Regions from separate parts of the Homo sapiens genome. Here regions 2, 3, 4, 5 and 6 are each linked to region 1. The links are chromatin loops, found by intact Hi-C in ENCODE. Cell type or tissue: A673. All regions are shown on one strand. Region 1 overlaps EXOC6B (exocyst complex component 6B). Region 2 overlaps EXOC6B (exocyst complex component 6B). Region 3 overlaps EXOC6B (exocyst complex component 6B). Region 4 has its middle 3.2 kb from the start of CYP26B1. Region 5 has its middle 340 kb from the start of DYSF. Region 6 has its middle 220 kb from the start of CYP26B1.

What was found. Peaks named below come from ENCODE experiments on the same cell type or tissue, not always from the same donor. Only the 100,000 strongest peaks of a DNase experiment are listed, where the experiment ranks them.
Region 2: a loop joins it to region 1, with 3 times the contacts of the local background. A loop is called at or near these places in 24 of 110 quality-filtered maps.
Region 3: a loop joins it to region 1, with 8 times the contacts of the local background. A loop is called at or near these places in 3 of 110 quality-filtered maps.
Region 4: a loop joins it to region 1, with 7 times the contacts of the local background. A loop is called at or near these places in 48 of 110 quality-filtered maps.
Region 5: it touches region 1 in a loop (2.9-fold over the local background); 11 of 110 quality-filtered maps call a loop at or near these places.
Region 6: a loop joins it to region 1, with 14 times the contacts of the local background. A loop is called at or near these places in 69 of 110 quality-filtered maps.

Annotation. Positions count from the first base shown.
Region 1 is chr2:72,577,183-72,582,182 of GRCh38, forward strand. All of the region lies in intron 6 of EXOC6B (exocyst complex component 6B), which reads right to left. Among named protein-coding and RNA genes, the nearest start is that of EXOC6B, 250 kb to the right of the region's middle. In A673, CTCF peaks have their summits at 2,606 (motif pointing left), 4,682 and 4,884 (motif pointing left); a DNase peak (open chromatin) is centred at 2,579; H3K27ac peaks cover 3,014 bases.
Region 2 is chr2:72,743,072-72,748,071 of GRCh38, forward strand. The region is part of intron 1 of EXOC6B (exocyst complex component 6B); the gene reads right to left. Among named protein-coding and RNA genes, the nearest start is that of EXOC6B, 80 kb to the right of the region's middle. In A673, a CTCF peak has its summit at 2,898 (motif pointing left); a DNase peak (open chromatin) is centred at 2,870.
Region 3 is chr2:72,509,248-72,514,247 of GRCh38, forward strand. EXOC6B (exocyst complex component 6B) reads right to left here. Exons shown (of 22, transcript NM_015189.3): 11 at 3,885-4,005. Among named protein-coding and RNA genes, the nearest start is that of EXOC6B, 310 kb to the right of the region's middle. In A673, no CTCF peak of the experiment used is centred here; DNase peaks (open chromatin) are centred at 2,824, 3,344, 3,974, 4,914 and 1 weaker place; H3K4me3 peaks cover 3,352 bases; H3K27ac peaks cover 5,000 bases.
Region 4 is chr2:72,148,528-72,153,527 of GRCh38, forward strand. No RefSeq gene overlaps it. Among named protein-coding and RNA genes, the nearest start is that of CYP26B1, 3.2 kb to the left of the region's middle. RefSeq lists a silencer at 2,650-2,825. In A673, a CTCF peak has its summit at 2,013 (motif pointing left); DNase peaks (open chromatin) are centred at 404 and 1,984; H3K4me3 peaks cover 1,786 bases; H3K27me3 peaks cover 750 bases.
Region 5 is chr2:71,799,553-71,804,552 of GRCh38, forward strand. No RefSeq gene overlaps it. Among named protein-coding and RNA genes, the nearest start is that of DYSF, 340 kb to the left of the region's middle. In A673, a CTCF peak has its summit at 2,665 (motif pointing right); a DNase peak (open chromatin) is centred at 2,659.
Region 6 is chr2:71,922,125-71,927,124 of GRCh38, forward strand. No RefSeq gene overlaps it. Among named protein-coding and RNA genes, the nearest start is that of CYP26B1, 220 kb to the right of the region's middle. In A673, a CTCF peak has its summit at 1,991 (motif pointing right); a DNase peak (open chromatin) is centred at 2,017.

The DNA.
Region 1 (5,000 bases):
ATGGCTTCAGTAACAAACTGAGATAGAGAAGTACCCCAAATCATTTAATTTAGGTTTGTACATAAGACACAATATCCTCCAAGCCTTTCAGAAACCAAGTTAAATAGAATATTCTATTGTTCTCAAAAGTAAGATGTTCTTCCCCACTTACTTCCAATGCAAAATATACAAAAAGGGATCAAGGACTCCGGGGCACAAAGGAAGGTAGAACTTCCTTTAAAACTTTCATATTTTTAAAAAGCAAGCTTTCAACTAGAGAGTGATCATTTGCTCCCTTAACTCTATCCTCTTGCAGTACAGCAAAACCAAACGATTTCATAAGTCGTATTTTATTGAATCCCAAGTTAATTATATTTCCTTCACAATCAATAAAATATTGTCAGTGTTTCAAAAGCAATGAACAAATGAAAGTTATCATCTATTCAAAATGTATGTTATGGTACTGGCAGGAGGTGGTGAAGACTAAATACTGATATAAATATATAAATACATATAATATATATTAAAATGAAAATGTGACATTGAAGTCCATGAAAATCAAAAAAAGAAAAAGCCCTTCAGAGATCTTTTCTAACATGCTATGCTGTTTCATCAAGATCACTGATTCTATCCCTTCAGAGACCATCATTATAATAATGTGTCAAAGAAGCAGCTGACTGACTTCTGCTGACTGGGATGGAATAGAGGGAGAGGGGTACAAGGAATACAAACAGCAGCTAGATCTTAGAAAGCATCTAGGTGTTTTCATTTTCTTAGTTGTTCATTCTATTTGTAAGTAATTTTTACACACTTAACCACCTCTTTCTCAAGAGTACTTCATATATATTCTTCTCTGATTTCCTAATATAGAGAAATTGAGCAAGGTTTATTCCTCAAACACTTATCTCTCAAATCACTCTTTCTACTCTCCCAAAACCCAGTAGCACAGGTCTTGTTTCCTATTACTAATGTGTGTTCCACCATCACCTCATTTCCATCACACCTAAAATGGAACTCATCACCTTCCAATTACAATCCCCCTACCTAATACAGCCAGGCTCTTCTTAAACCACATTTGTTCATCATGTCAATTAGATATAAGGGAAATTGGGCAGGTGGGGAGAGGGATTTAAACAAGTCTAAACTTCATAATCTAACACTTAGATTCCACCATAATAGAAGCTAAACCTAATTTTCCAATGTACTTACCCAATACCCTCCAAGATGAATCTTCCAATTGGATGAGGCTCTACCTCCTAATACGCTGGGTAAATTTCCACTTCTATATCCTTAGTTACGCCATTTCTTTACCTGATTACCTTTCCTTGCCTCAATCTAACCCTTCCTACAAAACCCAAGTACAATTCTTCTTCCTTTAGGAAGCAATTTCTCACTGCTCTAACTCATGATGCTTCCTCTCTGTACTCCTACCTTCAGTCAAACACGTGTTAAAAGTCTACATGGTACCAAGCATTGTGTTGCACACTGGTGATACAAAGAAATAAGATGGAGACCCTGACCCCTGAATCTCACATCATACTATTACAGGAAGCAAATCAACAAATAAAGGATAAATATGATAAAAAATAAATATGATTTTTCAGAGATAAATGAAAAAAGTAACCATTCCAGAAGAATGAAGCAGCAGGAGAAGGACTATGTATGAAAAAAATATTATCCACTCAGGAAACGGCAAGTAACTTTGTATAATTAGAGTATAGGTTATAAAGGAATAACAGGAGATAAAGATGCTATATAAAGCAGTTTCAATGTTAGAGAAACAATGAAAGAATGTAAGCAGGGGAATAATGGATCAGCTTTACAATTCAGACAAACCCTCTAGGAGTCAAGGAGTGGTCAACTGAGAGAAGACAAAGACTGGAAATAGAAAATCTAATATACATCACTAAAACAGTCCAAATAACATTATGAGAACTTGAATAAAGGTAGCAACAGATTACAAGAAGCAAAAGTAACAGAATTAACTGACTTAAATGTGGTACATGGAAGAGAAGAAGGAAATAAGAATAACTACAAGTATTCTGGCCGTGATGACTAAACAGTGGGGCCATTCCAAGCAATAGGAACCATGAAAATAGTAAGTTGAATGCAGGATAAAAAAAGATGAGTTCCCTAAACCTGTTGGGTATCCAGGTGAAAATGACAGTAAAGCACCTCAGTGTATACAACTCTTTCAGGATAAGAAAAACACTTTACCATTCTTAGACTGCCCCAAGTCCAGAAAGTGGCATACACATAGTAAATTTAGATATTTATTATATAAAGGCAACAGGTAACAAAAGGGAATTCATGTGAAAATGAGATTTGGCCCAATAAAAACTTATAAAAGACTTGACTTGAGTGCTTTTCTACCCATTAGAAGTTAGAGGAGAGCCCACAAGCATGACCTAACCTGGACTGTCAAACTAATTCACTATTAACACTTCTAAAACTGTCAAAGTGTGTCTATGAGGCATCTTACACAGGCCATTAAATAAACATTTATTGTGGAATGCAGCTTCCAGGGCTACCTAGCAATAAGACTCAGAGAGTTAAAAATAATAAGAATCAAAAGCTAAAGGCTCCTGACTTTCTCAATCCAATACTGACCTCTAGTGGATTAGAGGCATACAAACAAATGACCTTTAGAATAAGAAACTAGTTGAAAAGAAGATTTAGGCCTTAGAGGCCAAATATAATTATATAGGCTTCAATAACAGGGGAGAAACAAAGCTTCTTGGAGAAAGATAGGTCTTACTCTGCAACTTATTAATTGGGCAGGTTACTTCTCTCTGCAATATCCTTATCTATATATATAAAAAAAAATTAATCAAACCTACCTCAAAGCTGCCACAAGGCTTAAATGAGAAAATACATGTGAAGTCTCTTGAATTAAAACAAACAAACAACAACAACAACGAAAAACAAAAAAAAGCAAGCTTTACCTATCTTGCCTCTGAAAAAGAAATAAGAATTTTTTTTTTTTTTTTTTTTTTTTTGGAGACAGGGTCTCACTGTCATCCAGGCTAGAGTGCAGTGGCGCGATATCGGCTCACTGCAACCTCTGCCTCCTGGGTTCAAGCGATTCTCATGCCTCAGCCTCCCAAGTAGCTAGGATTACAGGCACGTGCCACCATGCTCGGCTCTGTTTTTGTATTTTTAGTAGAGACATGGTTTCACCATGTTGGCCAGGCTGGTCTCGAACTCCTGACCTCAAATGATCCACCCAACTCGGCCTCCCAAAGTCCTGGGATTACAGGTGTGAGCCACCACACCCGGCCAGGAATCTTGTTTCACTATCTACTATGGAAACATCTGAAACCCAGCAATATTTCTATACATAATAATTAATGACATCTAATATCACTGTATAACAAATTTTGCATTTACATACATTTCAAGTGTTATGTTTCTGTAATGGACACCATTGGTGCTCCACTTAAATCCTCTGTTTCACCTCTTATTCCAGCTACCATCAGCAACCAGTTCTGAACAGGCCTGGAAGCATCACATAATATAACCTGACATCAGGTTACTTGGATACTTGGATACTTACAGTACACTTCTTGCTGCCTGCCCTAGGACTTTTCTAATACCAGAATGTGGAACCCCACAAGAAGTACTCAGCACTCCTGCAGCACAATCTGGAAGTAAAACAACCCTTGAAAAGGAGCTGACAGAAATGTTTCTTTGCTTTGTTCCTTCCATAGTCAGTTCCAAAAGTCCTCTCAGAGAGTCCCATGGATTAAGCAACCAGACTGCCCTAGCATTATACCATTGTACTGACTCTCCCACCTTCTCTTTTCATTCCTCCTAACTCTTACTTCTGTTCCATGAGATCATACAATTGAATAAACCAGTCACATATCAACTCCGCAGGCTAAGAGAAACCAAAGCTACAATAACATCCCATCAACAATACAGTAAAGTGGAATTGTGATCCCTTGTTTAGTGTCTGAAGCCCAAAGGATAACCATGAAAATAAATGTCAAAATCAAGATAGGAAGAATCCAAAGATGCCACTTCAAGTCTCACCAAACAAAATTAACTGTAAAAAAGCTGTAGTTTCAAACCAGGGTTTTTTCACACTTATCAGGACTGGCTCTGGACTACATCTTTCTTTGGCAACCCACTCCAGTATCAGATTCGAACAAACAAAATGAAAACAAAACAAAAAAGTGATTTAAAATGAAGGAAAAAGACCATCTTCAGATAATCTCAAAAAAGTTATTTGTATGTTATTGTCCGTAGGAATGTGTTTATGTGAACACATGCATGTGTGTTTCATGTGATATTTTAAAACAAATAAATAGACAAATAGTTTTCTTACACCTTCATCATGACCCAAAGGATTTCCATCAATAAGGTTATTATACTTAGGACCTTTTTTATTTAAATCGAGGAAGGTGGTCACTATACCATCTTTAAAGTTCTCATAGTTACCCGAGGCCCAAGCAGATCTCCAAGTTCCTCAAGCACTCATCTCCTGGACAAGGAGTTTGGGTTGCCTCCACCTCCCGCACCCTGCCCCTGCTGGCCAAGGCAGAGAACTTGGGACCAAGATTTCCCTGCTCCACACCTAGGCATACCTCTGGGCACTTGGTGGCCCCCCACTGGATTCTCCTTCAGCACTAGTGCTTGTGCCTTCCACTGGCAGACCTGTAGGTGGGCCTGCTGGGTCTGACCCCTCCCATCTTACCCATCACTCCCCTAACCCCCAGGGCAAAGCTGGGAGCTGAGACCAGGGTGCACTCCACAGATCAGACCATTGCCTGAGGCAACAGAGAGCTTCTCCCAATAAACAAGGGTCAGATATATACCCAACCACATTGGGCACAATCAGCACTGACCCATATGCACCACCTACTGGCTTCCAAGTTCAATCACAAACTCAATATAAAATCTGCGGACAGAAGTTCATAGGCCATAGAAGAAAAGCCAAAAGACCCTGCCCAACATTCTCGGTAGTTATAGGCCTTAGGGAAGGTGAAAGAGAAGGGGAAATATATATATATGGGCAA
Region 2 (5,000 bases), 170 kb after region 1:
TCCTAATCTATCTCCTTCCATCACATACCCTATCCAATACATTAATAAGTCCTGACAACTCAACCTCCGAAACATGTCTTAACATTTACCATATTCCACCATTTCCACTAAAACACGATCTAAATCTACATTACCACCACAATGGACCAATGCAACAGCCTCCTGACAGTCTCCATTCTGCACTTTCCATCTACTCCACCCCCTGCCCCAAAACAGACACTCCACACAGTAACAAAAATGATCAGAATTAAAATCTTGATTCTTTACTGCTGCCTGTAAGGCCCTACATAATGTAACCTCACATTACCTCTCTAACCTCATTTCTCTCCTTTCTCTAGTTCCCACCCAAATTCCCTTCCATCCTCTAAGTTCCAGCTACCCTGGCTTTTTTTAAAGCCTCTTCCCGCCTCAAGAATTTTGTTTTTGCAGTTCTTATACTAGTAATGCTCATCCCCTATACCTTTGAACAATCTCTTCCTCCTCACCGTCCATGATATGTTGTCTATCTCCGCCTCCCCACAACCCACCTCAACTAGATTGTAAGTTCAAGGGCAAGAATTTTGTCTGTCATACTGTACCTCTATAACAGTGCCAGACAGGTAGTAGACAATAAGTAAACATTCACTGAGTAAAGAATGACTAACACTATCTCTAAGGACTCTTTGATTTCTGACATTTGTTCAAGAAATACTCATTTGCTCATTGCCAACATTTTCTGGTTCTATAATCCTTTCTGGGTACTGGATCACTATGCTGATCCTCTGGATCAGAAACCACACCCCCCACAGGAGGTCAGTTCTACCACCCAAAACTCAGCAGTAGCCATAGATGAAAGGAATAGTCATGCACTGCATAATAATGTTTTAGTTAACGATGGACCACATATATAATGGTGGTCCCACTGTATTATCTAGTGAAGTCATAGGCTTTGTATTGTAGTGCAACACATTACCTTTTCTACATTTAGATATACAAATACTTACCAGTATGTTATAACTGCCTACAGTATTAAGTACAGCAACATACTGTACAGGTTTGCAGCCTAGTAGCAATAGGCTATACCATATAGCCTAGGTGTGTAGTAGACTATATACCATCTAGGCTTGTGTAAGTATACTCTATGATGTTCACACAACAACAAAATCACCTAATGACACATTTTTTAGAACATATCCTCTCTGCTAAGCAACATATGACTGTACATGTTTGGCTTCCAGTCAAGATTCTGAACACTTACTTCAGAAAAGGCAGAGCAATCTGGATTCATTCTCCTTCCTTTGAAATAAAGGGAGATTGTCAAATAAATTATAAACAATCTCTGCTTTGACAAGTAGGAAAACTGTAGAATAACCACTTGCCTGAAAAAGCTGTTTGGAATACATAAGAGAATCTACCGTTGACATTTCAAGTAATCTCAAATAAGCTTAACTTTTCCCCCTTTCAAAGGAAAGGAAAAGAAAGGTTTCCATGTAAAGATACTGATTTACCTTGACACTTGGAGAACGTGAAGAATCACCGAAAACTCCTCAATATAAATTGCATAAGCTGATATATTATTCAATAGTAGACAATCTCTTGGTTTCAAATTCAGTACACCCTGACTTGACTCAATATACTTCTAAGTTAAATGGCAAGTATAGTTCATTCTACTGGGTAAAACTTCTTTTCATTTCTTCCCTCCAGAGATCTACGGTAACGTCACAAAAGACAACCTCACAGAAAAGCAAATTCCAAAGTTAAGAAATGCAGAACTTATATTAATAATGCCTCCCTAGGCTCTCTGATCTTCCTATTTAAAGAAAAAAAAAATCAAAAACCTAAGAAAGGAAATGTGGATTTTAGCTGCCTGACTATGTGGCCTTCATCTTAGCACTGTAATTAGCTTGCTATATATAGGTCTTTGGCCAATCCAGTTAATCTCTCCGACCCTCAACTTTCTCATCTAGAAAATAGGAAGCAATCAATTACAATTCTCTTAAAAGTACTAGCTTAGCTTTAAGTATCTACAGTTCGCCTCCACTTTCAAGTTTAGTCAACAATGCTAAGATCATACATTTGTAGAATAGTATAAATAGGCAGTAGTTCAAAACAAGTTAATGGATCAGGGGTGGTGGCCCACACCTGTAATTCCAGCACTTTGGGAGGCCAAGATAGAGGGATTGCTTTGAGGCCAGGAGCTTGAAACCAGCCTGGTCAACATAGTGAGATCCCATTTCTTTAAAAAACAAAATAAAACACAAGTTAATAAAGTTTCTACCTGCTTATCACTACTCTCCATCTGTTACTCCTATCTTAGGACCATTATGATTGTAATATTCTCTTTAATTATTATGCAGAATAACATGAAAGGTTTGCAGTAGATCGCCAGAGTATTTTGAGAATTAAAAAAAAAGAAAGAATAAAACGTAAAACACCCATATTTAAAACAGGGGATAAAGACTATATTTAAAAGACTTTGTGTTCCATAGGTATGTTTCAGGAAATCCATGATTCCCAGATCCTAGGTGGATTTTGTATATATAGGTAGATGTACATATATGCATTTTTAAGAAAAAAAGTTTCCAATAGTTTCCATCTGGTTACCAAATAGGTTAAAAACCACAAATTTAAAGATTTTATTTCAAATTGTCTACCAAAGGAAGAGGCAATTATGACTGATCACTACCTAACAGTTCACCATGAATCAGCATTTCAAGCACATTTAAATATAACACTTTGCTAACCAACATATCCATCAGATATAAAAGGCTAAAAACAAAAATAAACAAGACTTAAACACTGAAAAGGTCAGAAATTTACTACTGAAGCTAATCTAATATCAGTAGTCAACAATGCAGTCGAACAAAGTGTGGCATTTTTTTCTTTTAATACCTTAAGGTAGAGAAAGACTGCCATCTAGTGATGGCCCTTTTCTAACATTCCTTGAAATGATGTGGCCTTACAAGTAAACAGGACCGCTTAAAAATCTAAAAACTATATTCCATAATACCTGTTGGTCAGAGACTTATAGCTGATTACTAAATGATATGTAAGGTACTCTAATGTTTAAATTTCCATTACTATTAGAAAGCAGGATCTTGAGAACAAAGGCATAGGTTTTTGACATGTCCAGGTTATGTTGCAGTTAAACAAGACAATCTATGGAATAAACTGCACCACTAGTTTAATTATTTGTGATAATCTCAATAATATTCTTAGTAAAGTATATACTTTACTATAGTACTTAGTAAAAGGCAAACAAGAAGAAATATATGGAAATTAACTAAACTTTTTATAGCCTAAATTTGACTCAACTAAATAAATGCTGCCATGTGGAGTCTGGTTTCCAAAAACCCCCAAATAAACCACCGGTTTGTGCAAAAAGTAAATTATTTATCCTCGTATAACTATCTGGTGCATAGCTCTAGATTTCATAATGATACTATATCCATAGCCCACCTAAATTTCATGTGCATATTAAGAGATCTTAATTTATAAAATGGCACTTGAGTAATTCTGTTGAACAAATATTTACCATTCACCTGTACCAAACCACTACAGGATTATATCACTTGCTTAGAGCCTATATTAATTCAAATTTGCTTGTCAAAGAAGGAGGAAAAATAATGTTATAAGCATTATTTCATTTAAATCCAATGCATCTTATAAATTAGACATTATTCCCATTTTATAAATGAGAAACCTGTAACCCAAGATGAAGCAACTTGCCAACTTCACATAGCTAGAAAGTGTCCTCTCTACTGCATCAGTCTATCTCTTTGAACAAGGAAAGCAAGCAGGTGGCATGGGCCCCCAAAATGTTAGTTGAAACAGGTCTTAGAGATGGAAGACAAAGCTCTCATTGTACACTCAAGGAAACTGAGGCCCAGGCAAGTTAAATGCCTTAATCAAAATTAATTGCTTGCTACGATACAATTAGGCCTGACCCCCAAAGAAAACAGAAAAAGCTAATGCAATATGAAGCCCAACACAAAGCTAAGTGGTTTAAAAAGAGAGAGAGAGAGACAAACTTCTACTTCAAGATGAGTAAGTTGCCTATTAGTTGTGCCTACACAACTATTCTCTTCTTCCTCCTATTGGAAGAGTCCCAATTCATTCTGATATTTCTGTCCTACCACAAAGGATAAATATTAATTAGTCTGTAAACCAATCATGGTAATTGCATTCTCTTTGTGAGTGACCAGTTAATATATGGTGGTCAGTGACACACTTATCTCACCAATGAGAAGGAAAATCTGGCAGTGAGGATCCAAGAAAAGGTTTTCTTTCCTGAAGCATTCAGGAAAAGAAACTGCTTTTCCTGCCTTAGACATTGTCCTGTGAAAGCATAATGTTTGAGGATGCAGTAACCATTCTGAAAAGGAAGAAGATATTGCCCAAAAAATCTTAGAATGGCAAAGGGGAAAATGGAAAACACTCGGCTCTTTGATAGTGATGCAATCCTGAAACAGCCCTATCTCCAAACATCATGTTATATGACTTAATAAATTTCCCATTGTTTAAGCCACTTTCCCTTGATATTCTGCTACTTGCAAAGGAAAGTATCCTAAATGATGCAACATTGTTCAGTCTTCAAAGGTAACAAGCAAATCAAAGAAACAACCAAGAGCAAGTCAGAGTCTACACACTTTACAAAGCAATCTTGTTCCCTGGACCTAGGCCATTCTTCTCCTTTTGCTTCTAGTTTAGTTAAGAGTAACTCCCATTTGCCTCTCAATTTTCAGCTTGCACCTTTTCTGGGAAACCTTCCCTAATCACATAGATTCTATTATGTGCTCCTCCTCGGTGATTATCATTTTTACAGAATTTATTAAACTATATCTGATTGTCCATTCACTTGCCAATCTCCCCATACTAGAATGCTAATCTCCTTGTGGGGAGAGACTATGTCTTACCCATTTTATCTCTACCTGCTGGCACACAGCCTGGCACAGAGGAGGTCCTCCATATAAGATGAAGATGGAAAAAGGTAGGAGACTAACTGATGAGGATTTCTAGTT
Region 3 (5,000 bases), 68 kb before region 1:
TGGACACCTTAATCTCTGACTTCCATTCTCTAGTACTATAAGAAAATAAATTTCTGTCATTTAAACCACCCAGTCTATGATATTTCCTTACAGTAGCCTGAGCCCACTAAGACAGTAGATTATCACAATGATGTTATTGGAAGTGATGAGTCATTTTCAAAATAATTAAAGAGAGTCCAATCTCATACCCTATGCTAAAATAAATTTTTTATGGTTGTAGAAAAAGGAACTACAGAAATACTAAAATCAAATAAAGATAAACACATATGCTTTGTAATGAAGAACACATAAATTATAAAGTAAATATCAATAAAATTAACTACTCAAAAACGTTAAAACTTTTTGAAGCTGCAGAAAAGGTAAGAGACATTAAATTAAGAAAAAATATTTACAACATATTGTCAGATGAGGTTAATATTAACAGCTAATGTCCATGTTTTAATAATATATAGTAAAATATTTAAAAACATGAAAATATAAGATAAAGACAATGTATATGAACAAGAAATTCTATGAAGATATACAAATGACATGGAAGAGATTTTCAATATCAGTATTAATTTTTCCTTTATTTATTTCTTTTTATTTATTTATTTATTTTTTTGAGACAGAGTCTTGCTCTGTCACCCAGGCTGGAGTGCAGTGGCACTGTCTCAGCTCACTGCAGCCTCTGCCTCCTGGGTTCCAGCAATTCTCCTGCCTCAGCCTACTGACTAGCTGGGATAACAGGCACATGCCATCATGCCTGGCTAATTTTTGTGTTTTTAGTAGAGACGGGGTTTCACCATGTTGGCCAGACTGGTCTTGAACTCCTGACCTCAGATGATCTGCCCTCCTCGGCCTCCCAAAGTGCTGGAATTACAGGAGTGAGCCAACATGCCCGACCTAATATCAGTATTATTTTTTAAAAGCATAATAAAATAAGATACAATTTCTGAAATTAGAAATTATTTTCTGTTTTTAAACATAACTTTCTGTGGAATAAAAAGAATAGGGAAATAGGCATTCTAGTAGATGCTGCTCAGAGTGTTAAATAGTTCAATAGTTTGGGAGAGCAAATGAGCAATACCTAGAACCTAAGAAATGTCCAAATACTTTTACTCACTATTTTCATTTCTTAAGAACTTGCTCTAAGTCCTTACACATAACCATGTGTAAGGACATGGTTATAACAGTATTTACTGCAATGCTTTTAATAGCTAGAAAAAAAACAAAACCAAAAACTTTCTTAAAAGCCCAAAATATCAAATGAATCAATTAAAAATAATAATATAATCCTACAATGCAATATTATATATATTAAAATTAAATCATATTCATCAGACATTAAATGAAAAACACAGCATGTTCCTACTTAAAACCCATTATATATTGTATAGTTTATTTATATATTAAAAAAGGGACTTTACATTTATATATCAGAAAGCTAATAATAACCATGCAAGGGATGATGACTAAAATGTTCTTAATAATCAAAATTTCTATTCTAATATAGAAACATATTTTTATAATGTTTATATGTTAGAACATACAACTCAATGGGGAAAAAGTAAGGCACTCAAAAAATGATCCGAAGACAATGGGTGCACTACCACTACAAAAAAAATGAGATCCTTAATCATACTATAAATGAGAGTAAACAACAGGTGGTTGTAAACATATAAATGTGTAAAAATCTAATTATAAAATAGTTAAGCAACTTTTTAAAAATCTCAGAACACACAAAAACATGTAAAAAACATTTCAAGTTTGCCAGATTTTATTATAACAGAAGAATAAAATGATAAAAATGTCAGATCAAGTCCTTGGTTACATACGTAAAATGAGAGAAAATTAAACTTAAGTATTATCAGATATATAAATATTTAAAAGTTCTGTATACTATAACAAAAACCATAAGCAAAAATAAAAGGAAAGAAATATTTGCAACATATTCAATAATGACATATCCTCTTTGGATCAAACCCACATACATATTAACCAATCTCCTAGAACTTGCTGCTTAGATGGCACAAAGGCATCACAAAGTAATCATTTCGAATGTAAACTCATCATCTCCCCGCTCCAAACTATCAAAACTGCTAACACTATCATCCAAGAAAGGAAACCATTCACCTAAGCATTTCCTTGATAGTTCTTTTCCTTTTACCTCTTATATCTAATCCATCAGAAAGTACAATTAATCTTACTTCCTAAAAATCTCTTGAATTCAACCATATCTCTCAATACTTACTATCACTCCTTGACCCAAACTATCATTATCACTTGCCTGGAATACTAGACTAGCCTAGTAATTGTTTTTGAATTCATTCTTACCCCTCATCCACTATCCACACTTAAGCCAAAACAATCTTTCAAAATGAAAATCTGATCATCTTACTCCATGTTATCCCACCTTCACCTTGAACACATCTATACGTAACACATTCCATTCAGCCCACTGTTTAAAAGGTCAAGTAGATTCTAAATAACATGGCATCTACCTACTTCTCTTTTCTTACTTCACCCTATGTTCTATCCACTCTGGACTTCTTTCAGGTCTCTGAGAGGGCTATGTTCCCTTAAAATAGGTTTTTACACACAGTATTTACTCTGTCTGGAACACCTGCTGATTAATTAGAAAAGAGAGTTCATGGGTCATGGATGATTTTTAAGTTTCTAGCTAGCACAACTAGATGGATACTACAGTCACTTAAAGAAATTGTTTTAATGCTAAATTATCTTCCGTCATTGACTCCTCACTATTATTCCTCAAACACTTTGAGATAAGAGCCCTTGCACTACTGTTCTTTAGGACTAAAATGATCATTTAATTGGTCTTCTTTGCATAAATGGTGACTCATTGATATTCTAATCTCAGAGTGCCACTTCAAAAGCAAACACCCTGTTTCCTAATCTGTCATTCTATTTTCATTGTCTGCATTGCATGATCACTGTCTGACATTCTTGTTACATGTTTATTGGATATCTCTTCCAATCAAAATATAACTCTCTGAGAGCAAAGACTATCTATCTTGTTCATTGTCATATTCCCACTGCCAAAGCATAATCAATCTTTAAGAAACACGGAAGGAAGGAAGGAAGGAAGGAAGGAAGGAAGGAAGGAAGGAAGGAAGGAAAGAAGGAAGGAAGGAAGGAAGGAAGGAAGGAAGGAAGGAAGGAAGGAAGGAAGGAAGGAAAGAAGGAAGGAAGGAAGGAAGGAAAGAAGGAAGGGAATTCAGAGCCAGCATTCTATAACTGAAATAAAGTGGATTATCACCAAAAATATATGCCACATTAAAATATATCAATAGATCATGGGAACAGAACATTGGGCAGCTTAATATGTTATGAACTTTTTTTTTCAAAAGGTAACAGTAGAACTGTGAACTCCAAATCAGTGTTTATAATATTAACAGGCACTATAGAAGGCAAAATGGTATAGTGGCTAAGAACATGGGCTCTAGAGTCAGACCATCTGGGTTTCAATCCGACTTCTACTTCTTATTGTATGGCATTAGGCTGGTTACCTAACCTCTCTCAGGTTCAATTTCCCAGACTATAAGGTAAATATAATAATAATAATAATACCTACCTTTCTAGGGTTGTATTGAGGATGAAATAAGAGAATATGTATGAAGTAAACAGAACAACGTCTGACACATAGAGAGAATAATCAATAGATATTAGCTGCTATTTTCTTATTGCAAAGGGCTTCTATAAAAGTGAGCTCAGTGGTAGAAAATGTGATAATTTGAAGCAGCTACTTCTATGTCTTTGAAGGACATCTATAGCTCCAAGTGAGTGATTCCAAAGACATACATATGTTGATTTTAAAGCAGTAAAACACTGAATATATAGATAATCAGCTCTAAATAACAACTTCCCTTGGGCTTCTTACATACCGAGTGGGTACGGAGTGCTGCGATGGTTTTTGAAAGTGCCATTTCCCACAGTTCATCAATGTAGGCTCTATTTACTAAGCCCTGGGTTGTATGTAAAATGTGATCTTCAACCACAAAAAAGCTAAGATTGAGGAAAAAAGAAAGCACAGCTGTCAGAAATTACAGTTTTATTACTCTCTCTGGGGTTTGACAAGCATTAAGAGATACCATCAAATGCAAAGTTAGTGGTCATTTTTTTCTTGAAGAAACTTATTCAGTAGAATAAATGAAATCAGACTACTTGGACCAAAAATTATGTCTGTGATCATGACATCTTCATAACCACTCCTAGAGAGATCAGAGTTACATTTCTATTAAATTTCTATTAAATGTTAACAATGCTATCCAGTAGTTTAAAAGAGAGGAAAATGTGTAGAGGTAATGGAGGCAAATTTTGTTATATTAAGAAAATACCCAGCCATCAATGCATTTCAAAAAAACAAATTTTAAAGAGATCATAAAAGCTAATATATACATCATATATATATATAATGTATTCTCTATATATTTTAAGAATCCAATGCACAAAATATCAAAATAATTCCCATCATGTGGACTCTATCATCAAAGTCTTGAAAAGGCATCATACAAAGGTTTCAAAAATGTGAAGTTACGTTTGAACAATCTTGTGGCTTTTTGTTATTATGCATTTAAAATGTAGCCTGCATTGTCTTGCCTAAATATTCATATTAATGAAAAAAGTCTTTATTAGGGAATTTTTATGATATATTTTAATAACTACTAATTACATTGAAACAATTTAAATCTGAAAAAAATAAACCTGATGAAGAATCCAAGTTATTTCCTTTTCTTTTAACTGCAAAGTCATTATTTTGCAATTAGAACAAGCTGCCAGTATTGGGATGTTTATTTGGGAAATGTAATTCCGTACCACTATATACACCCTAGATGAGGGTGGCAAACTATATAGCCTATGGGATAAACCTAGCCCACTGCCTGTTTTTATAAAGATTGTTTTATTGGAACATAGCCATGCTCATCATTTACGTATCATCTATAGCTACTTTTGCACTATAACAACAGAGCTAAGCAGTTGTGAAAGAGACCATATGGCCT
Region 4 (5,000 bases), 430 kb before region 1:
AGCGGCGGGCGAGGCGGCGAGGCGGGCGCTGCGGCCCGAGCGCGGGTGCGGAGCCGGCGGGCCGCGGCCGGGACGGGACGCAGCCGGCGACAGAGCCCCGGGCGGGCGATGGGGCGGCGGCGGCGGCGGCGGCGGCGGCGGCGGCGGCAGCGGGCGGGAGGGGTGAGGCGGGGTGGGGTTGGGGGAGGAGGTGGAAAACCCGAGCTGGGCTATTGTATCAATTAAGAAAAGGCAGTCCGTCCCGGGACGCGGTCTCTCGGCTCTGGAGTTGCTGCTGGGGGAAGAAATGGGGAAAAAAGAAAGGAAGGCAAAAGGAATGAAAGAGGGGGAAAAGCAGGAGGCAGGATTTCAGGGCTGGTGGTTTTAAAAGCTTCTCTCAATGTGAATTTGAGTCCAAAGCGAGGCGATGCGTGTGTTTATATAGAGGCGGGAGGCTGCGCCGTGGGCGCCCCGCCAGCACCCCCCCGCCCCAACCCGCGCGCTCACAAAGCCGGAGGCGTGGTGAGAGGCCGGGCCCGCGGCCGGAGCTGGAGAGCGCAGCCCGGCCTCCCGCCCCGCCCCGGCCGCCCGCCGCCCGCCGCCCGCAGCCCGCCCGGGACCCACTTGTAGCCGCCGCAGGATCAAACTCAGTTCACCTCTCGCCTCCTCTTCTTTCTCGCCGGCGTCTCGCTGAGCCCAGCGCCTACAGACGGACGAGATGAGACACACGCGCGCGCACCTACGCGCACACACACACAACACACACGCGCACACACACAACACACACACCTCCGCACACACGGTGCGCACTCGCTTAGTGCCTGCTTGGCTTCTAGGCTCCTTCCCTTCCTCTTTTCCTCCTTCCCAGGTCAGCGGTCCCCTCCTCCAGCTCCGAGCAGTCCCTCCTGGGCCGAAGCCCCGGCAGCGGAGGTCCTGGCCGGACTGCCCCCTCGACTGGCAGGCGCCCAAAGCCCTCGAAACTGTGCCTTAGGGTCCCGAGCTTCCAACCCCCGGGATCCCGCTGGCTCTTATCTCCAGGGACCCCTGAGTTACCAGTCCCAATCCCCCTAAGCCAGATCCCCCATTCCCGATCCCTATATCCTCACACCTCCGATGCTAAGGTCCGCCCCCGCCATATGTCTCTTACCCTACGGAACCTGGAGGTTCTCCTGTCCCCGTCAGCGTCCCAGGCTGCTGACTCTGCAGCCCCTCCTTTCCTGCACATTGGGACCCCCCTCCCCTGCTTTTGTAGTCCCCCTCCACCGCCCGCAGCGTCGGGGAACCCCGATACTGGTCCGGCAAGTGTCCTGCGCGGGGACAAACGCGGCGGCCCCGGTACCCAGAGGCGGGAGAAGACGGGCACAAACGTTCATTGATACAAATGAGTAAATAAACATGCTGGGTGAGCACGGCCACCTTCTCAGCGCTGGCAGCAGAGGGCCCGGCGCGCGTGCCTGTGTACGGTGTGCGTGTGGCCCGGGGCCGCACCTGTGTGTTCGCGCGCGTGGCCTTGCGTCGGCCCGACGTCTGAGGAGCGACGTGGTATGTCTGTGGGTTTGTGTATTCTTTGTAGAGCCATGAGTGTGTCTGCGCATCCGTGCATCTGTCATCTGGCCTCTCCTCCTGCGAGCCTGTGTTAACATGGAGCTGCGTACAGCAACCCCGACATTGGTCTAGCTAATGTCTGCCCCTCTCTCTCCCGTGCATCCTGCTTCCCTCAGCCCCCCTTGGCTCTGGCGTTCACTCTCACACTCCCGGAGCCAGAGTCGATATCCCATCTTTAGTTTAGAGTAGTGTGTGTGTCAACGATACTAGACTCCGCTTTTAACACCTTGCCTGCACCCAGTACGAGTTCTGCTTTAGAGTTCACGAGACGAGAATGTGTGTGAGCGTCTAAGGTGCGCACAGATGTGTTGTCCCTCCCTGTGTGAGCGCTTCCGAGGCTGGTGTGGCAGGAGATCTAAACGCTGGTCTAGCTCCTAGCGCTGGGTCACCTCGGCTTCACTCTCTGCCCTGGAACCCCACCTGGTGGGCAGTTATAGTACTACAGATTCGGGGAAACAATTCCCTCTGCTCCCTTTCCGCACTCGCCCTTCATAGTGGGAGATCAGCTCCAAAGGGCCGGGTTGTAGGCTCCCAAAGCACCCCGCTCCTGTGTCAGTGACCTCAGACGTCCACCCCAGGATGCTTGGGGCCGGACACTTACGAAGGCCCTGTCAGGATCACTGTGGTCCTGAAACAGGGGGCTAGGAAGCACCCTCGAAGCAGGGTGGTTTCACAAAACAGTCACATCTGAACAGGGCACGTCAAAGTGCCAGAGCCACCCCACACCCTATCTGAGGATGAGGCTAACATAAAATGGGGTTGGGGGAGATTGTTAAGGTCTTGCTGGCTTGAAGAGCTCTAAGAATCTAGCCTGACCCCCAGACACAGCACTGGCCACAAGGTGGTGAAATGGGCAAGGTAACCCAGGAAAACTCACCTGTGGAAATCTCCATCTCCTAAAGGACAGACATGCACACAGCTTTATAGAGATGCAGATAGATGTACAGGCTGATACTGAGCACACACACACACACAAAGGATCATTGTCACAGTCACAAAACACCCACCTTCCAGCCACCAACCCAAGAGACCACAGGAGGTGTCTGCCGTGTGGGGATCACAGCCCCAGAAGTCCCCCAACACGCCAATTGCCTTCCTCCCATCCCCTCACTCCTGGGTGGGGGTGGCTTTGTGCCCTTTTGTCCTCCACTGCTCAGCCTCTTTTCCTGTTCAGGTATAGAGGAGGAGTTGGGAGGGTTGTGGAGGAGAAATTCTGAGTCCTTACACCCTGTGCCAAGTGGGATCCTGGGGAAAGTCTGCAGGGATGTCACAGCCCCACAGCAATAGTTGCTGGATTTCCTAATTAGAACCGCCTCTCTGCTCAAATCTCAAAAAGTACTTCGGAAAGATGAAAAGGAGAGCATGGTACTCCACTCTAAGACTTCCTGGAGGTGCTGTGGAGAGTGGGGGTGCTGAGGCCATGGACAGGCTTGTGAAGAGGGTGGCTAGGACAGAGAAAGCTCGGCAACTGTCTTTGCCAGTCAGATTCCATCAGAGGACTTTCTTTCATTAACCTCAGATAGACTTCTGACTCTGATCCCAGACAGAGCCCTGCTCCAAACCTCAGTCTAGCCTGTAACCCTGACCTAAAACAGACCTCTGAGTCTAATCCCAGAATGATCCTTAATCCTGGTCAAAGATTGACCCTGTCTCAAAGTCCAGACTGAATCCCAGTACTACCAAGTATCACTTTGGCTACAAAAGTATGACTGGCCCCTTGTAGACTGCCCCAAAGCTGCGGCACAGCTCAACCCCTGAGGCACTTGGGAGCACAAGTGTGTTCTAGGAGGGAATATTTGCCTCATTCTAGCCTTGGGATGATAAGCCTGTTGCCTAGTGGTCATCCCTCTCCCTCCGGGCTGGTTGTAGGAACTCCCAGACTGCCACGCCCCACCACACACACACACACACACACACACACACACACACACACACACACAGAGACAACTCTTTCCCATAGGCCCAGAGCATACCCCCAGGCTTCAGCTATTGCCTGCAGTGCTGCAGTTCAGGGCCTGCGTCACACGACCCTGTAGCCTTTCTGGCACTTTGAAATCAGTCAGAGCAGCCTGGGACATGAGTAAGGAGATGCTGGTTCAAGTGGAGCTCTGCCTGGTGACATTTGCAGTCTTTGGCAGAAAGGGCCTGGGAAATACAGAAGGTAGGCCTCAGGCACTCGGAATATGCAGGCAATGGGCAAGCACAGCCTCTGCACCCACTTCCCTAGCTCAGAAAACACTGCATACAGGGGCAGGTCTGCCTAAAGTCCTGCTGCTCACAAAGACACAAAGCTACACAGCGGTACTGTCTGCCCTGGACTTGCTACACCCAGGAGAATGAAGGCATTACCCCTTACAAGTCCCTTACATGCGTGCAGTCCTGTGTAGCCAGTAATTCTCTTCCACAGCTATTATATTTCAGTGAGATAAAATAGTGAGATAATACTATTTTTAGATATTAGATTTACTTGTTACATTTTGCATTGATGAGAAAACAGAGGGCCAGAGTCCCTCAATGCCCACTCCCGCCACACATACACACACACACACACACACACACACACACACACACACACACACACACTGTATTGTCCTGTTTCCCCTCCCACCACACAAGCACACATCTCCAGGAGCCATGAGATCCTGTCCATTCGGCAGCTTTCTCTTTGTTTAATGTCCATGCTTCTGACAACTAAAGCCGACAACAGAAGGAGCTGTCAATTTTACACTCAATTTTGTATAGTTTTGGCCTTGAATTTTTTCAATTGATGCTAATTTGCTTTTTTTCCCCTAAAATTATTTCTAATCCTTCCACCCGGAGCCAAACAGAAAGGGGGAAAATGTCCAGGATCAAGACGACCACTTGGCCCTACTGGCCAGGGAGTCCAGAGAGCAAAGAGACCAGGAGGCAGTGAGCAGGAGGCAGAGCCGTGTGTTCAGGGACCAGAAGAGTTTGCGAAAGCCCTCCCAGCCTCTGGCCTGCACCTTGGGCTGTCTAGCCTGAGGGACAAAGCCCAGGATTTCGCCTCAGGGAGCTCTTTGCTCTTAGTCCTGTCCTGCCTTGCTGGCATGAAGGAGTCCTTGGAAAACTCAGCTCTCGGCTCCTTCTCATTCTTCCCAGGGCCTCGGGCTGGCTCCCTTCTGTTCTAAGTCTTCTTGGTACACTGCCTGACAGTGGCGGGGCCCTTTGCCTGCAAGATACCAAGTCCCATGGGGAAACGACATTTCTGAGGAGCTATGGAGGAGAGGGACCTGGGGCGGCAGGTCCTGCCCAGACCCTTCTCCAGAGCCAGAGCAGAAACTGTGACTCCGGTGGGTCAGGGATGCCGCTTTCCCCTGGAACCCAGCTTGTGGCCCCAGATATTCATCCCGAGGCCCAGGTGCCTACCCTTCCCCCACTTCGTGCCCTCCCTCCAG
Region 5 (5,000 bases), 780 kb before region 1:
TTTACACGGCCTCCCCCAGCTGGAGTTGAAACCTATGCCTCCAAGTCCTTCCTGCACCCCTTGGGGTTTCCTCTTCAGCCCTCTAGCAAATAACTATTCCAACAAAAACCTTCACAGCTCCCCAAGAACTTGCCATAATTTATAGGCACAAGGCAGTCCAAATCCATATGGAGAAAAGTAACATTCCTCCCCAAGAAGCAGCCCAGCCAGCCGAGAGTGGGAGAGAGAGAGAGAGACTGCTAAAAGATATACCTGTGTATTAAAAGAACTGGGGACTGAGGACTGGGGACAGACAATGGGAAGGCAGGAAGTGAGGCAATGTCACCTCACAGCTTTTAGTCCAAGGGTGACCAGCTGCCTTCAAAGGATGCCTTGGGACAAAATATGGCTGCCAGGTTTCATTTGTCCAAATGGTGGTTTTCCTAGAACAAAGGGACTTTTTTTTTTTTCTCAAAGGTAAATTAAAGCTACTTCTTTTAGGGAAGCCCAGAAAGATTTGAATTTTTAAGTGAGTTCGTCCAGCCTCTGCCCTGTTATGCAATTGAACTTGTACAGTAAACCCCAGGGAGGTGAGGTGTTACCATCCCCATTTTGTGAATGAAGAAACTGAGGCTTAGGGTGGTTAAGCTGCTTCTACTCTGATGTAACAAGAGGAGGCAGGATGCAGAGCCAGGTCTGCTGACCTGCAGAGCCCATACTGCAGGGGAGAGGGGGTCCCCAGAACTTAGAGGATATCAAGTCGAGAGGACAAGCACCGTCCAGTGGCTGAAAAGGCCAAGTCGAGCTGCACCGGAATGGGAGGGGTTAAGAGCCATACTGTGGAGGCAAAGTCATTCCAACACCACCCCCTCCCCCCTTTTCTCTTCCTTTTCCACTGAGTTGACCTTTAAATTATGGCATCAGCTGTCGTGCCAGACATGCTGCGATTTCCCCTCACTCCATCTGCCCAGCCTTCCCACTGGCGCAGTTTCTAGCTTGCTGCATTCTCCTCCCTCCTTCCCGTTCTCTCCTTCTCTCTCCTCTGCCCCCATCAGCTGCCTCCCTCTGAGTCCCATTCACAAAATCCCAGCCATGTCGCTGGCCCTGCTGCAGGTGGCATTCGGGCATTGCTGGTGTCCCCCCAGGGCCATGTCTCCCCACCTCCCAACTCTGCTCCGGGACACTGCAGCTGGGAAGTCACCTCTGCCCAGTCCTACTCCTGCCTCCCTCCAGGCTGGTCTGTAAGCCTGCACACCGGCCTCTCCCCACCCGTGCCCCATCCAGGCCCTTGCTGCTCCCATCTTCCTCCAGCCCCACCCCTCCCCAAAGCCTCCAGTGGGGATGCACCCTCTGCTTAATATTCATTTGCATTTGGCCCAGGGCCTAAACTATATATTTTGTTTTTTTGCCATGACTGTAGAATATAGCAGACATTAAATCTTATCGGTTTAATTTTCTTCCAGATAATAGTACAGGCTTTGAATTTTTTCTTAAACTATGGAAAAAGTGTCAAAGAAAAGTGGAACATTAATCAAGGGACTTTGATGAAAGGAATGAAAGTGTTTTCCTAAGAGCCCAACATGTGGTGCAGCTGCTGGTGGATATTTAAATGACATTTTTCATATGTTGCTATAAAAAAAAATCTCTTTGAGTTGATTCTGGAAATATATTACAATTTGCTACAATGCCAGTGGTCTTAAAATTATTTAGAAATAAAATGTGTTTATGATTTCTGCTCTACTTTGTATATTTGTCTGCTTCAGGACTCTTTCCTTTGAGGAGGGCCTAACCAGTCTACCCCAGAAGCAGTAAGTCTCTTCAGGACAGGCACCATCAGACAGGGGGTCCCCAAAGATGGGAGTCATATTTTCTTCTTCTGTGGCCTTTGGCCTAACATGTCACTCTTCTCCAGAGGTTTAAGCTGCAATGGGAGGGATTCAGGCGAGAAAGAAAGAGGTGATGGAGAACGTCATTATGTATTAGGAAGGTCTGGGGAAAGCTTTTTAAAAGGTGTGATTTCTCCTGTAAATGAGAAAGGAATGAATTCGTTCAACTCCTAGGTTTCCTTATAAGCCTGAACACCCAGGAGAGTGGAATCCAGAGGCCAGAAAACCCTGACCTCCAGCCTCCCTTGTGAGGCTCCTCACAGCATGGAAGGGACCCCTCCCTCCATTTGGGCTGGGAGAGACTGGAGCTTCAGTCTCATTTTTGGAGCCAGCTGGGCTGGGAAATCTTTGGGAGTCTGCCCTTCCCAGCCCCCTCACTGGGATGCCTTCCTCAGAAGATCATTTAGGGCTTCTAGGCTCCTGCCCTCTGAAGGACCCACTTCTCCCCTATGAACCCTGCATCCTTGTAACTTTGCCAATCCTAGTGCCAGGGGAAGGAAAGAGACTCCCGAGAGGTGCCCTTGGCATGTGGACACGGAGGCCGTCTGTCCTGGGCTCTCTGACGGACCGCAGAGGCAAGGCCAGGGTCTCAGCAGTAGGAGCGCCTAGGCTGATTCCAGAGCAGAAGAGGCCCCACAGTCCCTCCCAGGACCCAGAAGGCAGATGTCCTGGGCGCTTGCTGTTCTTCCCCCAGCCTGCGCAGCTCCTGGGGGAGATGAACGGAGGCCTGAAAGCCTTCCCAGTCTGGCCTCGGGCCCTGCATTGGCAGTCAGTTCTGTCCCCATTGACCAGTGGGGGGCACACTCTCCCAAGTTTTCCTGTCTCCACTGTAATTGTCATTTGGACCTGAAGGTAAATTCAAGGGTGCTGGTGCCTCCTTCCCTGCCAGGGGCTCCCTGGAGGAGGGGTGGACAGGAGAAGCTCTGCTTCTGCGCAGTCTGCAGGGCATCTCCAGCCTCTGGGCTGCTCTCTTCTCCTGTTCTGGCCTTTGGGTCCCCAGCTTCTCCTCCTGTCCACTTGCCCCACATGTCCTCCCGAGAGGAGACCTTTTATGAGGACTCTGGTTTGGGGAAGGGAAGAAACCTGCCCAAGCGCAACTAAGCTTTCCTTCCTCTCAGATCTGCCTCCACTTTCCTTCCTGATCTCATTGTCCCCTCTTTCTACCCAACCTACTCAGTTCTACACTGTCCCCCAAGTGTCCAACCTTGGGTCTGCCTCTGCTTCTTTTCTGCAATTAGATGCCTTCTTGTAGGCCCAGCCGAGGCTCCACTTTCTCCCTAGGGCCTTCCCTGTCTGACTCCAAAGAACACAGTGGCTGAAGCTTGGGAAGAGGAGTGAGTGAGGTGGGGTCTTGCCTTGCCAGTTGCCTTAGCTCTGCTACTTTTGTCTTACACCCCCTCGGACTATGAGCCCCTTGGGCAGGACGGTGCCAGGAGGGCAGCCTTTATTTTTCCATAACACTGTTTGGTGCAGGTGGAGCTCAGAGAAGACACCCCTGGAGGGATTTGGAACAGCCTCTTAGGCACCTTTGGGAGGTCCCTGAGTCTCAGCTGATTGAACTAATTTAGCTGATCACGATAATTCTCTTGCCTGTAACAATTTAGGAATGAAATATGAGAAGAGTCTGTTGGGGGCTTTGAGGAAATATTTTCTCACACCCAAGACAGAGATACAGTGACACAGGAAAACAAGTCCTTTGCTTTCCTCTGGTCGTATCCATGCCTAGATGAGATGGTAGAATGCCTGCAGCATCTGAGGATGAAGCCGTGACACAGATGAGGACAAGCCAAGAGCATCTCAGAAGCATGCAACAGGAGCCCTGATGAACCTTCTTAGAAAACAAGATCATCAGTTTCTCTCACCATGTTGTCTAGCTGAAGATGGAATGTCCTGCTACTTACAGCCATAAAACAGCCTACCTGCATGGGAAGAGGTGGATGGAGGCTGGAGAAACACTCATTGCTGAGCTGAACCGGGGCTGACTGATAACAAAGACCTTACCCTCTCTCCCTCCCTCTTCTTCCTTCCCAGAAAGAAAGAAGGGGTCTTTTTCCAAGGCCACCTCTGAGACTAAATAGGGATGGCTAGGACTGCATCACTGGGCCATTTTGAGGTCCTTCTAGGATAACACACATACTATAAAGGCTCATTAGGGGCTCCATTCCATCCATCCCCTTTCCCCTGCTGTTTTGCTTGCAAAGACAAAATGTTCGTAGGTCTTTGTTGCATGCTGAAGATAGCCATTAGTAAAGAAAAGGGAAACAAGGGCTCAAATGGAGGAATCCCAGTGTCTGCCCTTGATCCCAAACCAATCAGATCCTAGGGGCTTTCAACAGCGAAGGAGCATTGCAGAACCTCACTGTGTCTTGAATACTGCATTTTATGATTCAACACCATTGGGAGATGGACTGCATCTCATAATGGATCCAAGAACACAAGAGTTTCCGCTTCCAGGGATGCTGCATGACCATAGGGATGCAGCCCATGTCAGCAGCAGTTGCCTTAGAAAATACTGGAAACTGAGGGCCTGGTCACTCATGCCTGGTGAGAGCATTCCCAGCAGGGTAAAGTGAAGAACCCAGCCCTGCCTGCATAGTTCTCTGAGACCACTGCATGTAAAGTAGCACCCAGTGCTAACCAGATCTCCAAGGAGTTGGCTAAACTCTGTGCCCTGGTGTTGTAGATATTGCTGTGCCCCTGAAAGCCAGCGCCAATGAACATAGCATGGCACCAGGGCTCCAACATTCACTGTAAAAAGTCAGGTAGAAACAAGCTTGAACTACACCCATAAAGGTTTGAGTCAGCTGCAAGGAGACTTCCTGAAAGAGTGGTTGGGCCACAGCTAGAAATGGGCAGCCAGTAATATTTTCCCTGCCTCTGTTTTAGACTCAGATATCTTTAAAGGCAGGAGAGCTACTCAGGAGACAGGTTTGGTAGTTGGTGCTGTTCTCAGTTAGAGGCTAGGGCTAAGTGACCTGCCACTCCTCTCTAGGCCTGGAGAGGGACATGTGTACTACGTGTACTCAGGCTCAGTCCTGAAACACGAGGACTGAAGTGTTACATGGCCTGTTTCTGGTTTACTGGGAATTTCAGGAAACCCAAATACAAAGTGATTTGAGTGGGAGGGGCTTTAAA
Region 6 (5,000 bases), 660 kb before region 1:
AAGGAGGACTTGCACCCCCCCAGCTCTACCCTCTTCTCTCCAGTCCCCCCACCTCAGGAGTCTAGGATGAGCAGAAGCACTGTCTCCAGAGAAAAGCCTTCCAGTGCCTCTGCCAGGCATGCTGGATGGCAGCCGGAGAGAGTCTAGGAAAGTCTAGCTCCCCCTGAGTCTGATGCCACTAGGGCTGGCCCTGGGTCCTCAGCTGGGCACAGGCAGCAAAGACCCAGGTCTCCCACTCCTGAGGATGGGGTGGCCAGATGATAAAGGACATGGAGTCATGAGGCAGTGGTGGCAACAGTTAATAGAAATAAGAAAAGACCTGTTTGATTAAGCCACGTCTTTCCTTCCCAGACCCCCTTTTCTCTCCCTGGGCTGTATTCAAACCCCATTGCATTTGGAGGGAAATCCAACCCATGTGTTTCTGATTCATTTACACTTAACTCATCAAAATCCTGTTTTGAAAGAGGCCATTGGATGGTCTACAAAGTCTGAGCAAAGCTCCCTGCCGCCGCGGGCTGGTTGTGGACTCACCAAATACCCCTTCTAATCCACCAGGCCTGTGGGCAGGCTCTGCACCACAGTGAAGGCTGTCTGAGTGTCTGCTCCCCAGCCTCGGCCCCCTTGGAGCCCTCCCTCACCGCCTTCTGCCTCTTTGAGAACTCCCAGGCTGCCTGCGAGGGTCTGGAAAACTCACACATCCCTGAGGGACAGGCACAAAACATGCCACCCTTCCTGGGCCAAAGCTATGTTTAAAATGAACTTGTAAAGCAAATGCTGAACCCAAAAGAGGGAGGCTCATGGTGAGATCACAGGCATGGGTGGTGCATTTCAGGGGCCTGCAGAGGCCTCCATCACAGTAGGATGCTGTGCTCATCTTAGAGATAAGTGATGGGAGAGATGAGCAGTTGCCTTGTTGCCCAGGACTGTCTCCCACCCAGAGTCAGAACCTAAGTTATTTCTCAGCCTCGGACCTTCTTGGATTGGATTTGAAAGAGAAGTCAGTCTTCCCTCAAGAGCAGGACACCTAGTTCCCATCTTTGGGGCTTGGCAAATTTTCATGGGTCTGTGTGGGGTGGTGTCAGCTACTGGTGCAAAGGCAAGTTCTCCCAGGCAGACATTTGGAAGTCATTAAGCCAAAATATGGTTGACTCAGATACAAAGCATGCCAGAGCTAGAAAAGACCTTGGAGAACTTTGTGGTCCAGCCCCCATGCTTACAGATCAGTCCCCATGAGATCCCCCTCCAGAAGGAGTTGGAGTAAGCCAAGCTCCTCCAACTTGCTGTGTTGGGAGAGCATGGGGTGTGGTCAGGAGAGACAGGAAGTTTGGGTCCCCTCCAAGCAAGGCCTAAGATGAAACACATGGGAACCAAGAATGGAACTAAAAGAGTGAGGACCTAGGTCCTTCCATGTGACCATTACAATGGGCTTTGACTTCGGGGCAACCCCTTCCTTGCGTTGTTCCCTTTGCCCCGTGGTTACTGGAGGGACAAATCTTCAGAACTTGCTAAGAGGGTGTATGCAGTTGGGAACCAGAAGGCAAGCAGTGCTCTGTGGGAAGCTGAGGGGGACACCAGAGGCTGACTGAAACAAGAGGGTAGATGGATGAATAATAACAGAACTGTTTACTGGGGGTCCTTCAACCGTGGAGCTCAGAGAGGTTCAGTAATTTTTCCCATATCACACAGCTACTAAGTGTTGGCACCAGAGTCCAAATCTACATCATCCTGGCTCTAAAAGTCATGCAACCAAATAAATAGTCAGGGGATGGGAGCACAGAGGGGGAAAGAAAGCTAGACATGGCTCTGTGCTCACTGTTGTGCAGGGTTGATACTCAAGGAAGCTCCCAGAAGGAGGTGCTGTGTGCAGGGTCTGGAAGGAGAGGAGCAGCAAGGCTTATGGTGGAGGGGAGGAGGATGGTCCAAATGGAGGGATCAGGTGGGAGCCAGTTGAGGCGCAGCTGCTCTGGGCACTAATGGCATGTGGTGGTTGCACCTGGAACCTACCAGCAGGTGGCAGTATTTCAGAACAAGAAGAGCGTCAAGTCGGTTAGGATAGTGATAGAAAGTAGAGATGCTGAGCTCTTAGCGTGTATTCCAGGCATTGTCGTAAACATATTATACAGAGCATTTCATTGAAGCTGCACGACAACTCTTTGAGATAGGTACTATTATTAGCCTCATTTTCCACATGAGAAGGGTTTAGTAAGGGTTTAGTAAGAGAAGGGTTTAGTACGTTGCTCAAGGCCTCAGAGGCAGGAAATACTGGAACCAAGATTCTTACCAGGCAGTCTAAACCCAGGCCTAAGTCTCTGTAGTTGTAACATCATAACTCAACTGATAGGCAGATACTGCATTTCTACCATGCATTTAGCATTGCACTGGGCTAGGGACTCAAAAGAGATCTAGACAATATCCTTGCTCCTGGGGCCCAGCCAGCTGATTTGGGTTTTACAAATCAATGATTCTAAGCCTCATAATGATTGACAATAGGTACATGCAGGGCAGCAGGTGGTGGGGCTGAGCAATGACCAGAGTCCTCAGACCCGGACTCAAAGCCTGGCTCCTCCACTTGCTGGCTGGGTGGCCTTGGGTATGTTCATTGATGTCAGAGGGCCTCAGTTTTTTCATCCATCTATAATTGGGTATAATATTGACCTCATGAGGATGAAATGTGAGAACACATGTAGAGAATTAGGCATGGAGTAGATCATGTGTTTTACCAAAATGACAGCAAATATCAAATACAAAAGGCAATGGGAGCCTAGAGGAGCAGTCTTGAAGTGAGTTTCCAAGACTGAGCAGTTTGGCTGACAGAGGAGGGTGAGGAGTGCAGCCTAGGAGGGAAACACTGACAAGCCATGGAGATTAACAGGCCATGATGCCTGAAAAAACACGAGCAGGGAGGAAAGGAGCTCAGTGAGCACCCTGGAATTCCATGGAACCAGGCACTGCCATGGGCTCAAGGACTGGGAAACATCACCTTCAGAGGGTTTCAAAACGAGCTGGATTTAAACAAGCAAGCAGATGGCACCAAGCACTCCATCAGCACACGGTCATTCAACCAGCATCTCATGGGCCCACTAAGTGCCAACCACGCTTCTTGAGTTGGTCCAGCCTGGGCTTTTCTTCCTGCACTGTAGGGGTGTCTCTGCAGTTGCTCAGAGCACTGTCTTCCCCTCAACTGGACCCAACATGCTCCGGCCCCTGCTCTGCCCAGAACGTCTGTGAGCAACCTGGTTCTTGTCAGAAGTTCCTGACAAGCTCTGCAAAATCCAGCCCTCTTGTGACTCCACCAGACATACCCCCAGGGGAAGAAAGGGTACCCCACCAGGGCAGGAGGTGGCAAGACAGTCTCTGCCCCCCGGGAGGGGTGAGTCATTCAGGGAGGATGCCTGCCTCAGGCACTGTGGGAGATGAGGAGGAGCCCCGTGTATCTGCAAGCACAGGGTCACCTGAGGGCGTGCAGAGCTGGAAGAAGCTGAGGCATTCAGGCAGCAGGGCCTGTGCCTCCTCTCCGCCTCCATTTCTGACTTCCAAGTCTTCAGAAGCGACAGCTAGGACATCCTCTGGCTCCCCTCCAGCCACACTGTGCCTCCCGCACACACACCTCCCTCTGATTCTAGCCCTCCTTCTCGAGATATGGCAGGAACTAAGGCCAGTGGCTCTTCAGGGTGGATGGGGGTTGACACGAGGGTGCATCTGGCTCTGGTGCTATCTGCACAGAGGTGCGTTCCTTCCCTAGGCCCCCCACTCACACCCAGAAACATGATCATTCATTCCATCATACACCCAGCTGGGGCTGGGGGAGGCCATGACAGGTGGGCCAGCAGGGGTGGTGGGGATGGGGCGCCGCGATCTTCTCCCAACCCCCTCAAAAGACAGATATGTCCCCTCTGAACATGCTGGGGGAGATTATTTTAACAAGCACTTTTGTACCAGGAAATCAGTGTGTTTAACCTAACAAGCAAAGAACAGCCCAGCGGGGCCCATAAATCTAGTTCCCACCTATTAATTTTACGGCCTACATAAAGCAGTGTTGAAGTCCAAAGTATATGTGACCTAAAAAGGCATTGCTCATTCTGACACATATACGACGTGGCCAGGACTCGAACCCTGACCCTGACCCTCACTCCAGGAAGCCAGCTCCCAAGCCTTACAGAGTGCAGAGGCTCATGCTGCAGAAACCCACCCAGGCTCCTTGTGAAAGAACAGGACAGCTGGAGGCAACAACTGTGGAGAGGGCTGGAGGACGTGGGCACCGCTGAGGCTGGGTTAGTGAGGACACCCTGCTAGAGACCCCAACCGCTCCCAGGGCTGACGTGTACAGTAGTGCAGGTTGGTCACTGCCCAAAGGCACCCAGATGAGAGGACAAGTGGAGGCTGAAATCTAACCTGCACCTGATGTACCATGCCTATCCCACAGGGACAGGGCTGCTTCTGTCCAGAGAGGGGCCTTTTAAAAAATCCATGCAAAGGTACTATACAGATTGTCAGCTCCCTTGGATAAATCTCGATCCCCATTCTAACTGTTTCAAATATTGACCCCTAACCAGTGACTCACTGTACTCCCAAACCAATTACATGCCCTCCCACCAGGGAAATCCATGACCACTGTCGACGCCTAACATCAGTTCCATGGGATAATCCCCAACCCCAAGCATGATTTAATAGGGTCACCCACCATGCAGTGACCACAACTGGGCTACTCTGGCCGCCCATAGCAACGGCACATTGATCCCCACAAAGTCATTAGGACAAGAACAACCTCAAAGCTAAGCCAGCTCAATTCCATGCTGATACTACAATAGAAGAAACAAGCTGAGGAACCTGAATGCCAGCGACCCACTTACTACACCCCTGGCCACATGCCGATTTCCCAACCCCGAGTGCACAGCAGTGCTCAGTACCTGCTGTTTTGCCCCTTTAGACTTATGCCCCACCCTCCTCCACCCTGTCTGTACCCAGGAGGCTGACCTCCAGGAGGTACCCCGCACCTCCCC